Regions from separate parts of the Homo sapiens genome. Here regions 2 and 3 are each linked to region 1. Evidence: chromatin loops called from intact Hi-C (ENCODE). Cell type or tissue: PC-3. All regions are shown on one strand. Region 1 has its middle 190 kb from the start of SNHG5. Region 2 has its middle 110 kb from the start of SNHG5. Region 3 has its middle 120 kb from the start of SNHG5.

What was found. Hi-C counts contacts between places; a loop is a spot of excess contacts. Peaks named below come from ENCODE experiments on the same cell type or tissue, not always from the same donor. Only the 100,000 strongest peaks of a DNase experiment are listed, where the experiment ranks them.
Region 2: a loop joins it to region 1, with 7 times the contacts of the local background. A loop is called at or near these places in 2 of 110 quality-filtered maps.
Region 3: it touches region 1 in a loop (5-fold over the local background); 3 of 110 quality-filtered maps call a loop at or near these places.

The regions. Positions count from the first base shown.
Region 1 is chr6:85,864,063-85,869,062 of GRCh38, reverse strand. It overlaps the pseudogene LOC100133102. Among named protein-coding and RNA genes, the nearest start is that of SNHG5, 190 kb to the right of the region's middle. In PC-3, no CTCF peak of the experiment used is centred here; a DNase peak (open chromatin) is centred at 2,892; H3K4me3 peaks cover 1,885 bases; H3K27ac peaks cover 1,450 bases.
Region 2 is chr6:85,790,144-85,795,143 of GRCh38, reverse strand. No RefSeq gene overlaps it. Among named protein-coding and RNA genes, the nearest start is that of SNHG5, 110 kb to the right of the region's middle. In PC-3, no CTCF peak of the experiment used is centred here; a DNase peak (open chromatin) is centred at 2,673; H3K27ac peaks cover 1,262 bases.
Region 3 is chr6:85,799,375-85,804,374 of GRCh38, reverse strand. No RefSeq gene overlaps it. Among named protein-coding and RNA genes, the nearest start is that of SNHG5, 120 kb to the right of the region's middle. In PC-3, a CTCF peak has its summit at 4,949; a DNase peak (open chromatin) is centred at 2,034; H3K27ac peaks cover 1,006 bases.

The DNA of each region.
Region 1 (5,000 bases):
ATAGTGATTGTCAAAGACAATAGGGATATATTCTCCAGGTTGTATAGCTGATCACTGATGAGTTGGTAAGTTTTCCCTACAGCTCCATCTCCCACCACCACATACTTGATGGCCTACATCTCGGCCGCTGGTTGGGCTGCCTACGGCAGAAATAGTGGGCTCAGGGTGCTGCGGGTGGGGCACAGATGCAGGCTACCAGCACTGGATGCCTGGCCACTATTGGCAATGCCTCACCCTCCACCAGCTGGAAGCAGAAGCCCAGCAGCTTCCGTCAGACAAAGCTGAGGGAAACTGCCCAAGAATAATTTTAAATGTCTTTAAATCAAAAGACTATATTAACAAAGTAAAAGGGCAATGTACACAATGAGAGGAAATATTTGCAACTCGTGTATCTAATATGAGATTAATATCCAGAATATATAGAGAACTCCTAAAACTCAACAGCAATAAAAGAAAACAAATAACCTTATTCAAAAATAGACAAAGGATTTGCATGGACATTTCTCCAAAGGAGACACACAAATAGCAAAGATATTCAACGTCATTAATCATTAGGGAAATGCAAGTCAAAACTGCAAGATAACACTTCACTTCCATTAGGGTTGTTAATATTAAAAAGAAAAAGAAAATAACAAATATTAGTAAGGAAGTGGAAAAGTTGAAACCCTTGTGCGCTGCTGCTCAGAAAGTAAAATAGTACAGCCACTGTGGAAAACAGCATGGCAATAACTTTGAAAAATCAAAAACAGAGTTACCATGTAATCCAGTGAATCCATTTCTGGCTATATACTCAAAAAAATGAAAGCAGGGACTTTGAGAGATATTTGTACCCCCATGTTAATAGCAGCATTATTCTAAATAGCTAAAACATAGAAATGACCCAAGTGTTTATTGAGTACTAAATGGATAAGCAAAATGTGGTACATGCATACAATTGAATATTATTCAGCCTCAAGGAGGTAAATGCTAATACATGCTACAACTTGGATGCACCTTGAGGACATTATGCTATGTGAAATAAGCCAGATACAAAGAGACAAATACTTTATGATTCCCCTTATAGGAGGTGTCTAGAGTAGTCAAATTCATAGATACAGAAAAAATAGTAGTTGCCATGAGGCAGAAATTTAAAATAATAATAATAATAAGTACTGCATTTATTCACTCCAAGAAAAGTAAAAGCTAAGGCCCAGAATGTGGCAAGGCAAAGGTTAAAAAAAAAGAACAAGTTTTCCTTCACCTAGCAGCTCATTTCAAGGACAGTTAGATGATAACTCTGTTGGAATAGCCAAGGCCAAAAAAATAGGCTGCAGACACACCCCCTCCCTTCCAGAGCAAGGCTGAAAGAAAATAAAGAGAAAGGTTCTTTTATGGTACTCTTTTTCCAGGCTTCTTAAGCATGAATAGCATGATTAGGTTTTACAAATATCTGTATTTAGCCAGCTCTTGTTTTTCTTTTAATGCAGCTACAAGGCCACAGGCTAGGTCACAAGTTAATGTTATGCTATAGATTATGTGACCTATTACTGTATGATTAACTGCTTTTATTTTGCTACTGCTTTTATTTTGCTTCTGTAAGGCTGCTTATAAAAACCCCACTCTGTCTTTGTTCAGGGATCAGCTTTTGGACGTGAATCCTCTGAGCCAGTGTGTGCCTAAAATAAACAAATCCTCCTGTACTCGGTATTGGTCTCACCATTCCTCAGTTTACAACATTTTTGGTGACCACGAAGTGAATGGAGACAGCAGGCTTACTGTCTCCTTTGCCTCTGGGGTTGGAGCACGGGCCTCAGGAAACCTGTGACCCCAGGCACCACCGGGAGGACTTCAGCCCAGAAGGGAGATCAGCTCTCCCCTGACCCAGTGCCCCTACCCAGCAGCACCATGGAACCTAAAGAGAGACTACAGGATGAATTCAAAAACAGCGTGCTTCAGGAACTGCGGTAAGGTTTTGGAGGCCTAAGGCAGGACCCATCCCTTGGACAGAAGGGGAGCCTGATCACCTCCTGGGGTGTGCTGAATAGTTTGACCCACAGGGGCTGGGGGTGATGAGAGTGACTCACCAATTCAGATGAAACTCACACCCCACCGACACAGGACACGAGAGTGGCTCACTAAGTCAGCTAGTAATCTGGAGGTGGTGAGAGTGGCGTGCCACCCCAACTGGGAACTAGAGGTGGCAAGAGTGGCTCTCCACCCCAACTGGGAACTGGAGGTGGCAAGAGTGGCTTGCCACCCCAACTGCAAAACTAGAGGGGGCAAGAGTGGCTCACCACCCCGATTGCAAACATGAGAACTAAAAGTGTGTGAAAGTGTGTGAATGCAGGGACCTAATTAGGCTCATCAGCTGCAAAGTGGGGAGTCACAGATCTTAATGTGGACTGTGTGCTCCAAGAAAGTGTGGGGCTGACTAAGACTAGTGGAAATCTGCATACAGCTAATAGGAGCTGCCCTACAGGTCAGAGTTGTAGTAGGAATAAGAACCTCTCCAAAGTCAAGCAGCATCTGAAAAATCCCATAATAGGAGACGGTGTAACCGGCCAAAACGAGAGGGTGAGTGTGCAAGAGTGAATGTGCTGTGTCGTAAAAGGAGGAATGGGAGGAAAGTCATCAAAACATCAAAACTTACTCTACTAGAGTGCATGTTACGGAACCTTAAGAAAGGTTTTGCAGGGGATTATACAGTTAAGTTAACCCCTAAGAGGTTGAGAACTCTCTGTGAATTAGAATGGCCCACTTTTGGTGTTGGATGGCCGACCGAAGGAACTATAGACAAGGAACAATTGGCCATGTATTTAAGGTGGTGGCAGGGGTCAGAGGACAGCCAGTGTACCCAGATAAATTCCTTTATGTTGACTCATGGTTAAATACAATACAGACAAAACTGGCATAGATCCAGCCCTGTTTAATGGCTTATAGCAAAAAAGCCAAAAGTGAAAGTAAGAGCAGCTTTGCCAGCAGACACAGAGTTAAAGGGAGAATCCTAGAGAGAGCAAGAGAAGCCAGTTTTACAGGAGCCTCCAGAGGTAACAGAAATTCTTTCTCCATACGTCCCAGCCTACCCCCCTTTTACCAAGACCAACAGCCCCCCAGGAAACAGATTCAGGAGCTAACACCCCCCAGATCTCACCTCGAAAGGGAGGATCAGAGCCCCGAGAGGCCACGGAAAGAAGTCAAGAGAGTCAAGTGGGCCGTCTCAGATCTGGCTGTGCTCAAGCTATGCAAATGCCTCTCAGGAAGATGCAAGGACTTATCTGTTATGATGACCAGGATCCCACCTGGGACCCAGAGGATGCAACTCAGCTCCAGCATTTGCAGAGTTAGCTAGAGGCACTTCTGCAGGGGCTAAGAGTTGGTAGAAGGAAAGCAATTAATATAAGGAAGATTTCAGAAGTGCTTCAGGGAGCTGACGAGAGCCTAAGTCAGTTTTATGAGGTATTCTGTGAAGCATTCTGGCTTTACACCCCATTTAACTCTGCTGAACATCAGCATATGGTAAATACTTCATTTGTAGGGCAAGCCCAGGGTGACATCAAGCAGAAGTTGCAGGCATGAATACCACCCAGTCTATAAAAGTGGCCACAAAGGTGTATGTTAACTGTGACCAGGGAACAAAATGGGAAAGAGCAAAAGCAACAAGCACAGCAGCTAGGCATGCCAAGGGTTAAGTCCCTCTCCCCAGCCCAGCTTTATCTGGAAAAAGAGGGGCCTGGGAACCGACGCCAGGAGAAGAGCAAGGAAGAAGGAAAGGAGAAAGTAAGAGTAAGTGTGAGAAAGGAAAGAAGAAAGTAAAAGGGAAATCAGAAAGAAACAGGAGAGACAGATGGCAGTGTGCAGGGGCAGGGCCCGTGCCAATGCCCAGCCCCACTGGCTGGCTGCAGGAGCAGGAGAACTCAGGAAGGAAAAAGGAAAGTAAATTGAAGGCTTAAGAAAAAGGTCAATTGTTGGCAACAGCTATTATAGAAAGAGAGATTAGCAATGTGAAAGAACACAGTGGACACAGACATAGAGGTGGAAGAAGTCAAGTTAGGCAAGGATTCAAGAGCAGGACAAGGCTAGAAAGAGATTAATGTGTGAGATGAAAAAAGAAAGGACACTGGAAGGATGAATGTTCAGAAGGCAATGAGGGAAATGGCCAAGGCCACGAGACAAAGAGGCCATTGGCCAAGGGCTGCCACACCTTGGAGAAACCAAATACTGATCTGATCAGGCTGGCAGAAGCTGAAGGATGTAAGGACTTGGACAGACCGAGCACCTTCTCATTAGGCTTTCAGGAGCCCACAGTCACATTAGAAGTTAAAAGCAGCAGGATTCTGCTATATCTGGATTCCAGTTTCTCACTGATGGCTAAGCCACTAGATGGAGTTACAAAAGAGGAGAAAAAGAACCCCTCCTCTGGGAAACTGAACAGGAGGAGGAGCCATGCCTTGTGAAAACTTGCTTATAGACTTTACAGAACTGCCCCGTGCCAGCTACTGGTACATGCTAGTGCTTGATTGCACCTTTTCAGGGCAGGTTGAAGCTTTCCCCACCAGGACAGAAAAAGTACAAGAAGTGACTAAAGTACGGTTAAAAAACATTATCCCCAGGTTTGGACTGCCTCTAACTTTATATTCAGACAATGGGCCAGCATTTGTAGCTGAAATAGTGCAAAATTTAACAAGACTGTTAAAAATAAAATGAAAGTTACATACAGCGTATCAGCTGCAAAGTTCAGGAAAAGGTAGAACGTATGAACTGGACACTCAAGCAGCTACTGAAGAAATATTGCCAGGAAATTCATTAGAGATAGCATCAGGTTTTTGCCTATGGTCCTCCTCCGAGTCAGGTGCACCCCCACCAAATAAACTGGGTATTTGCTCTATAAGATTTTGTTTGGTCAGCCACCCCCAAATCATAGCTCAAATTAAAGGTGACCCCCAGGAACTAGGGAAATTAGCCTTAAGAAAGCAAATGCAGGCTTTAGGAATAACCATACAAAGTGTTCATAATTAGGTACA
Region 2 (5,000 bases), 74 kb after region 1:
TCTCTCTGACAGACACAGTTATTGGTGCTGAAGACACTATAACAAAACATACAATTTCCAACCTATGGAGCTTAGAGATGAGTACTATGAAAAAATTAAAACAAGGTAATTGGATAGAGAGTTAGCTGGGTAATTACATGTCTATTTTAAATAGGAGAACAGAATGCAGAAACCTCAAAAACGAGGGGACCCTGAATGCAAACATCTGAGGTCTGAGAAGAGAGAATCAGAATCACAGAAGTCTCTGAGGCAGAATTAAGCTTGGCATGTTTGAGAATGGAAGAGTGTCAGTGTGGCTGGACTACAGTGAGCAAAGGGAAGAGTGGTGGGGATGAAGACTAAGGTGAGCAAGGGCAAGTCACAGAGGCCATAGAGAGGATTTGGGATGTTATTCAAAGCATGATGGAAGCCAATTAAGGCTTTAGCTGAAGAGTGATATAATCTGGTTTAGATACTTTATTTATTACTTCCATTTGTCCTGTGTGCAAAACTGTGTGCACACAAGACTAGGGAGAAACCCAGTCTCTGGCTTGGCCAAGGTTTAAATTAATAAAAATGAAGATGAAAATAAGTTGTCAGATTTAGGATGTATTTTAGAAACCCAACTGATAATTTGCCAACTAATTGGATGCAGAGAGTAAGAGGGAGACTCAAGAACACCTCTAAGATTTTTACCCTGATCAATGGGATAGGTGAAAGTACATTAATGGAGATTGAGAATCCTGGTGGAGGTACAAGTTTAGGGGTACTGAAGAGTGCTTTTGGACATGTGAATTCTTAGAAGCCTACTAGATTCTCCAAATGGAGACATAAAACATAATTGAATACAAAAGTCAGGAGTTCAGGAGAGGGCTGAGCTAAAGATACAAATTTGATAGACATGAGCATTTAAAAAAAACTGCATGAAAATACTAAAGATAGGCTGTCCTGCCTATGGAATAGCCATTCTTTGATCCCTTTACTTTCTTAATAAACTTGGTTTCACCTTACTCTATGGACTTCCCCCAAATTCTTTCTTGTGTGAGGTCCAAAAACTCTCTGTTGGGGTCTAGATCAGACCCTTTTCCAGTAACATCTTCCTGATGAACCACAAAGGGATTATACTAAAGAGACCCCCCAACCCCAAGGAAATTGACTGCAGCACCAATTAGCCAACAATTGGTGACACTTTGGGACACAATTTGAGACACTGGTTTTCCTACCAAGGCTTTTAGATAAAAACACACTTTTAAGGAATCAAATTTTACTCATAGAGCCGATCAAATCCTGTTTGGAAAACTGGCCTCATATTTTGTCTACATAGTCCCTGTACAGCAGTGGTCACCAACAATTTTGGCACCAGTGATCGGTTTCATGGAAGACTACTTTTTCACTGGGGTGGGGTGTGGGGGTTCACGATGATTCAAGCACATTAAATTTTTTGTGCAATTTATTTCTATTGTTATTACATTGTAACATATAATATCATGAAATAATTATACAACTCACCATAATGTAGAATCAGTGGGAGCCCTGAGCTTGTTTTCCTGCAACCAGACAGTCTCATCTAGGGATGATGGGAGACACTGACAGATCATCAGGCATTGGATTCTCATAAGGAGCATGCAACCTAGATCCCTCATATGTGCAGTTCACAATAAGGCTCACAATTCTATGAGAGTCTAATGCCACCACTCGTCTGACAAGAGGCAGAGCTCAGGCAGTAATGCAAGTGATGGGGAGCAACAGTAAATAAACATGAAGCTTTGCACACATGCTCACCACTCACCACCTACTGTGCAGCCCAATTCCTAACAGTCCACAGACTGGTATCAGTCCATGGCCCAGGGGTTGGGAACCCCAGCTGTATAGAGTTCTTGACCTGCAACTGACCCTGCTTATTCCTTTGAACCAACCAGTGAACTTTGGTTTCAGCTCAGAACAAACAAGAGGGATGGATATCACCTTTGGTCAGAACTCAGAGTTATAGATGGCCCTCACCATATTGATGCTTTCAGAATGAGCTCCTCTCTACACTGAATACAAGATACCCTAATAGGCAGAAATATCATCACCTCTATTCAGTCTGAAGAAGTTATAGAAGATGGATCTTCATCCTTCTGCAACCCTTAGAATTAAGGGTCCCCTTGTAAAAGGGAGGGGGGAATATGTCCGAGGCATTCCATCCAGAGTGACTCCATCTTGAATAGGGGCTGTGTTTTAGTCGAGTCTCACACTGCTATAAAGACATACCTGAAACTGGGTCATTTATAAAGAAAAGAGATTTAATTGACTCACAGTTCTGCATGGCTGGGGAGGCCTCAGGAAAATTACAATCATGGTGGAAGGTGAAGGGGAAGAAAGGCACGTCTTCACATGGCCAGAGCAGGAGGAAGAGAGAGTGAAGGGGAAAGTTCTACACACTTTCAAACAACCATATCTCATGAGCGCTCACTCACTATCATAAAAACAGCAAGGGGAAAATCCACCCCCAAAATCCAGTCACCTCCCACCAGGTACCTCCCCCAACATTGAAAATTACAATTTGACATGAAATTTGGGTGGGGATACAGAGCCAAACCATATTAGTCTGGATAAAATAAGCCTGAGACCTACTGGGCTGCATTCCCAGGAGGTTAGGCATTCTTAGTCACAGAATGAAATAGGAGGTCAGTACAAGATATAAGTCACAAAGACTTTGCTGACAAAACAGGATGTAGTAAAGAAGCCTGCCAAAACCCGCCAAAACTAAGATGTCAATGAAAGTGACCTAGTCATCCTCACTACTCATTATATGCTAATTATAATGCATTAGCATGCTAAAAGACACTCCCACCCACACTATGACAGTTTACAAATTCCATGGAAATGTCAGGAAGTTAACCTTTATGGTCTAAAAAGAAGAGGAACCCTCAGTTCTAGGAATTACCCACACTTTTCCTGGAAAACTCATGAATAATCCACCACTATGATCAAAAAATAAGTATACCCAGTCAAGCCGCCCATGCTGCTGCTCTGGCTATGGAGTACCCATTCTTTTATTTCTTTACTTTCTTAATAAACTTGCTTTCATTTTAAAAATAAAAAGAAAGAAAGAAGGAGGCTGGGCACGATAGCTCATACCTGTAATCCCAGCACTTTGAGAGGCCAAGGCAGGCGAATCACCTCCAGGTCAGGTGTTTGAGACCAGCCTGGCCAACATGGTGAAACCTCGTCTCTACTAAAAATACAGAAATTAGCCAGGTATGGTGACACATGCCTGTAATTCCAGCTACACAAGAGGCTGAGGCAGGAGAATCACTTGAACACAGGAGGTTCAGGAGGTTGAGGTTGCAGTGAGCCAACATCATGCCACTACACTCCATTCTGGGCAAGAGAATGAGACCCTGTCTAAAAAAAAAAAAAAGGGAGAGAGAAAAGAGAATACTAAAGATAGAGTATAGCTACATAAAGAAGGTAGGGCACTCCAACATTTAAAGAAGAACAACCAGCAAAGAAAACTGAAAAGAGTGGCCAAGAAGGTGGCAATAACACTAGGAGAGTGAGAGACCGCAGGCACCAAATGAGAAAAGTGTTTCAGAGAACAGAGGAGGAGATAGTGATTAACTGAATAAAATGCTGCTAAGAAGTTAAATAACCTAGACAGAAAGAGACCATTAGCAGTACCACCTTGTATTCATCAGGGTTTTCTAGAGAAACAGAGCCAATATGACATATATAGATATACAGAAATAGATTTATAATGAGGGATTGGCTCAAATGATTATGGAGGCTGAGAAGTCCCACAATCTGCTATCAACACACTGGAGGCCCAGGAAAGCCAGTTCTACTCAAAGCCAAAAGGCTGAAGAACCAATGGAGCCAATAATATAAATCCCAGTATGAGTCTGAAGGCCCATAAACCAGAAGCATCTATGTCTGAGAATTGGAAAAAATGAATGGTTCAGCTCAAACAGAAAGGGTAAATTTGTCCTTCCTCCACATTTTGTTCTAGGCAGGCCCTTAATGGATTGGATGATGACCAACCATATTTGTGAGGGTAGATCTGCTTTACTTATTAGACTAATTTAAATGCTAATCTCTTCTGGAAACATCTTTGCAGACATGCCCAGAAATAATTTTCTGCCAGCTATCTGGGTATTCCTTAGCCCAGTCAAGTTGACATATAAAATTAACCAACACACACTCTTAGAACTAAGCAAGGAGCTTTTGGCAAGTTCCACTCTGATACTCCTTCAGCTGTCTATGGGGCAAGGATTCCACAAGGCCAAAGGGAGGTATCAATCAGAACCTACATCCTTCAAGATTATATATGCATACCCAGAACTCCCTGTCTCAACAACCTCAAGCCACTTTCAAGCCGGCTTGAGCCTTGTTATTGTCTGAATGTTTGTGTCCCCCAAAATTCATATGTTAAAACCTAATTCCTAATGCAGTAGTATTAAGAAATGAGGTCTTTGGAAGGTGATTAAGCCACATGGATGGAGCCCTCATGAATGGGATGAATTCCCTTAGAAAAAAGACCCATGGTTTCTTGTTCATCCCTTCTGTCATATGAGTACATAGCAAGAAGGAACAATCTTAGAAGCAGAGAGGGCTATTTCTTACCAGACATCAATCTGCTAGTGTCTTGATTTTGGACTTCACAGCCTCCAGAACTGTGAGCAATAAATTTCTGTTATTTATAAATTAAGTAGATTAAGAACATTTGTTATAGCAGCCTGAAAGGACCAAAATGGGCCTCATCCTCAGGTCTGTTTTGACAGGTGACTGAGCTGGTGTACACATCTGTTGGCTTAAGGGGTAACCAAAGGACAATTGATTTCATGGGGTGAGGTCACAGTTGTGATGCCTGAGCTGGGGAGTCCATTCTTGTGCATGCAAGGCTGTTTCAAGATTGTCTCTTTTCCCCAGGGCTTCCATAACAAATTACCACAAACTTGGTGGCTTACAACAACAAAAATTTATTTTCTCAAATTTCTGGAGACCAAAAGTTCAAAATTAGGGTATTGGCAGGGTTG
Region 3 (5,000 bases), 65 kb after region 1:
TAACCTGTACAAAAAAAAGAATTTCCTTCTGGTAAATGTATATGGCTTAGCAATTCCCTACAAATGAGATCACAGAGCATAAATACAGACAAAAATACTTTTAAGAACGTTTGATTTTCCCAGAAATAACTAACAATTTCTAAATGTGCATTTGATTTAACAACCTGTTATATTGGTTTGATTTTTTTTTATTGCAATGAGGATATCAAACATGGTTTGATTTTGTTGATGTTGTTGTTACAGGTTTTAAAATTCTGTTTCTATATCATTAAGAAACTTTCTTGTGTCACTTGACTATACCCACTGACCTCATTAAAAAAAATGGCTTTAAATCAAGGAAAACAGGAAAGATCCAGAAAAGGTGTTGATGCCCTGCTTTGTATGACATGCATAATGCAGCTGGAATTTTCCATTCCCATATAAAAGCCCAATGCTATCCTCACACCCTAGTGAGAGTTCTAAGGGAAAGGAAAGAACCAGTTTAATAATTACTGAAAGCAGTGAGCCCACCATGCTGTTCATGACAATTGAGTACAGGAAGTAGCCTGCAGAGGAAAATGGGTTTGGCTCGATTGCCTTTATCAATATTTTCAATCAAACAGCAGTTTCATGTTCTTAGATAGATAGATAGATAGATAGACAGACAGACAGACAGACAGACAGACAGACAGATGCCGGGTATGAAACAGGAGTTTGAAAGCTCAAACTAAAATAAAAAGTGATTCAGAGAAAGCAGCACAAAGCTGATTTGAACATGATGAATATTTAGAATCTAGAAAAAAAAATAAGCCTCAGAGTTAATGAGCTGGGAAAAAGGAACAAACTGGTAATTGACCATCGTTGGGATAATGATTAATGTATATAAAAATGTGAATAAGAGAAAACTATTCTCTTCTTTTAAGGCAAAATGATTTCCTTATGCTTAAAATGAGGCCCCTAAAATTAACCACTTAAGGAACAACACTTTTTTTTGAGACAGAGTCTCACTGTGTCACCCAGGCTGTAGTACAGTGGCATGATCATAGCTCATTGCAGCCTCCAAAACCCAGGCTCCAGCCATTCTCCCACCTCTACCTCCCAAGTAGCAGAACCACAGGCCCATGCCACCACATCTAGCTAATTTTTTATTTGTTTGTGGAGTTGGGGGTCTCTTTATGTTGCCCAAGATGGTCTCAAGTTCCTGGACTCAAGTGATCCTCCCACCTCGGCCTCCCAAAGTGCTGGGTTTATAGGTGCAAGCCACCACACCTAGCCACAACACTTCTTTAAACATAAAAAACTCCTACACATTAATTAAGGTTTGTATTCTATTGTGTTTCTACACAAGTATGTCAGACACCTTAATAAATTTGTAAGATCAATTGCTTACCTGCATAGTCTGAATCTGTCAGTTGGTGTCACATGACTAACACACATCATTTAGTACAACTATAAGAAACATGCAAGTAAAACACCATGAATAATTTTAAATGAAAGGTACATTCTGAAAATAATTATTCAATTTAGATAACTTCAAATTACAAAGAACACAAATTAATGCATTTTCTTACATCTTTTCAACTTCTAGATTTTGCTCAGATTAGGATTTGATAAACTGCAAAAGCTTTCAGTACTCCTATTTTATCTGAGGCCTTATTAATAGCCTAATTGTGAATTGTTTAAGGGATACCTGGAAACCCATCCTAATAAAGATTTCTTTGCAAATTTCTTCCATTATTCCTGAGAACTCCTCAATACGAAGCTGCTACTTTGACTTTACAAAGGTTTTTTGAGCTTCACTACAATGACAAAATATTTGTGGTTTTTTTAAAAACAAAGGATCATTTTACACTCATGCTACATGTCAGTGGCAGTTTTGACCTGGTATTCTATTCCATATCATGTCTGACCCGGGCTAATGGAACAGTTTTCATCTCAAACATTGCCAGTTACTGTGGCAGAGAAGAAAAAGTTCTAGAGGGCCCCACCCTGCCTATTAAATGCCCTGACCTCAAAATGAGACACATATTTCTGTTCACAACTCATCACATGGCCCTATCCAGCCATAAAAGAGTCAAGAAAGGCAATCCCACCCAGGGGGGAAGAAATGTAAATATTTGAGGAAAAACATTTATGACTCCTAGAGATGCATCATCAGTTTTTTGCTATTACAAACAATTCTGCAAAGAATAACCTTGTACATCTATCATTTTGCAAGTATATCTGTAAAATGAATTCCTAAAAACGGGATTGACCCACCTAATGCTGTACCTACTTGTAATTTTGTCGAAGTTGCTATATATAGAAATCTCAACAATCTATTTAAAATTTGACTTGTAAAACTTCAAATTATGCACGAAATTTTTTGAATAACTTAAATAAATCTCAATTTATAAGCTGTATACAGAAATAACTGTATTATGTTGCCATTTATGAAAAATATCACAGGAGTACTGGAATGGACACTATGAGTTAGAGTTGTTCAGAGCTGGGAGGGATTACATCCAGCTAAAATTATTCAACAAGGATTCATGCAGGAAGTCAGGCCTTAAGGGATACATCATTCTCTACCTTACATCCCCTGATATTCCTTTCCCTAAATACCTATACCTATTAAGAACAAGGACTTTAAAGCCAGAGCACCTGAATTTAAATCTCAGCTCCACCACTTACTAGACTCATCTTTGGCAATTTACTTATACTCTGATTTACCACCATATTCTTTCATAAATCCTTGAAATTTTTCTTTGGTAATCTTAAATTATTGCTTTCTATGCCATCTTGTAATGGAAACCAGTGTTACAAATAGCCGTAGCCAATCTCTGACTTTCTCAGCTACCTGAAGTCCAACAAATAGCTGACTTCATGGTCACCCCCTTACTTGCTTATGATTGGAAGGGTGATTATTTCACAGGCTTGGAATGACTAGTGAATAAATAGCCAGAGTCATTTTTAATGAAGGGCTTCCAGTTCTGCAGAAACTATAAAATTAAACTTCCATCCTCTCAAAAATAAACTATTTAACTTGTAAGGTCCAGGACCTCAGCCCCGAAAGCCATTTTTTGGCCACAGTGCAAAAGTCAGATGTTAGAGCTATCAGTAACTTTACACCTGATATCAAAAGATAGGCTGTGTAGGGTAAAACACCGACAGTCTGTTAAAGCCTACGAGCTGATACATGTTGTATAACTCAGATACTTCACTTTATGTTAAGAACAAATATGTTTTTACTTAAAGGATTGATATTGGAACTTGGTGTTTTCTTCATTTTATATGGGTGTGTGCACAGATGTGTGTGTACATATGTGTGTATACATATATATGTCTTTTTAAAATATATGCATATAAAACATGTCTTTTTTAATATGTTTCTCCTTTTGAGAGTCTAAAAAGTGATTTAATTAAATTGAATTTCTTACTGACATAAAGAAATTTATTTATCAAATTTCATAGATATAGAGCACATAAAATTACCCTTAAACAGATTGATACATAGAAATAATCACTTTAGTTTGGTGCTATTTTATCTGAACTCATAAATAATATCAATATTCCAACTTAAAGTAGTTTGAGATTTTTCCTCCTAGTAAACCTTATTATTATTTTTAAAATTTCTTTTATGTTTATTTCCATGTTTATGTCAGTCAGGAAACAGAAAGCAAACCAGCAATTTGAACAGGAAAAATATACAGAATTGTTAACTAGTATGTATTGGTTATCTATCGCTGTTACAAATTGTCCCAAAATTAAGCAGCCTAAAACAACAGACATTTATTTATCTCACACTTTCTGTCTGTCAGGACCCTGGGAGAGGCTCAGCTAAGTGGATCTGGATCAGAGTCTCTCATGAGGTTACCTCATGAGGTGAACTTGTTCAAGGAAAACAAACCCACATAGTCTACAGAAGAGGCACAAGATCAGTGGTTGCTTCCTAGTTCCTCAACAGCTGGGCCACACACAGAGCCAGGCTTCATAGGCCCCAGTTCCCCAGATGTGACCTTTCTGCCATATATAACCCTGCAGGGAGAGAAGTCGAATCCAGTCTTTGCTCCCATCACCTTTTCCTCAGAACACAACCCCTTCCAGGTGATGTGCCTTACCCAGGCAGCACACAATTTAAGTGAGCAAGCTTTCATCCACAAAAGAATGTAAATTAGTACAATGTCTATGGAAAACAGCATGGAAATTTCACAAGGAACTAAAAATAGAACTATCATTCAACCCAGCAATCCCAGTGCTGGGTATCTACCCAAAGGAAAAAAAATCAGTGTATCAGAAAGCTACCTGCACTCATTGTTTGTCACAGCACTATTCACAATAGCAAAGATACAGGATCAACTTAAGTGTCCATCAATGGATGATTAGAAAAGAAAATGTGGTATATACACACAATGGAATATTATTCAGCCAAAAAAAATGAAACCATGTTTTTTGTAGCAACATGGATAGAACTATTAATAAAAGTAATTGTGTTAAGTGAAACAAGCTAGACACAGAAAGTGCAATATCACATGTTCTCACTCATGAGTGGGTACTAAAAATGTGTATATGTGGATGTAGAAAGTGAAATGACAGACAACGGAGACTTGGAAAGGGGAGGGAGTGGGCTGGGGGTAGATGATGGGAAATTACTTAATGGGTACAATATATGTTATTCAGGTGATGGATATTCTAAAAGTCCTTACTTGACCACTACACAATCTATGCATGTAACAAAATTGCATTTGTACCCCATAAATTTGTGCAAATTTTAACAAGTTATGTGAATGCAGGCAATTCTCTTTTTTTCTTATTTTCATCGGTGTAAACATCTGGAGAGACAATCCTTTATTGTATGATACTGTTCTTGAATTACATGACATTAGCATACTGGTCCCTCCTCCACAAAATTCCAGTAACACCCTCAATCATTGTGTTAAGCACAAAAGTCTCCATTAATTTTCAGTCTATCCCCCACAGGAGGCAGTACTGCCTCACTGAGAGCCATTATTCCAGAGTTTAGTAAGAGGGAACCCAATACA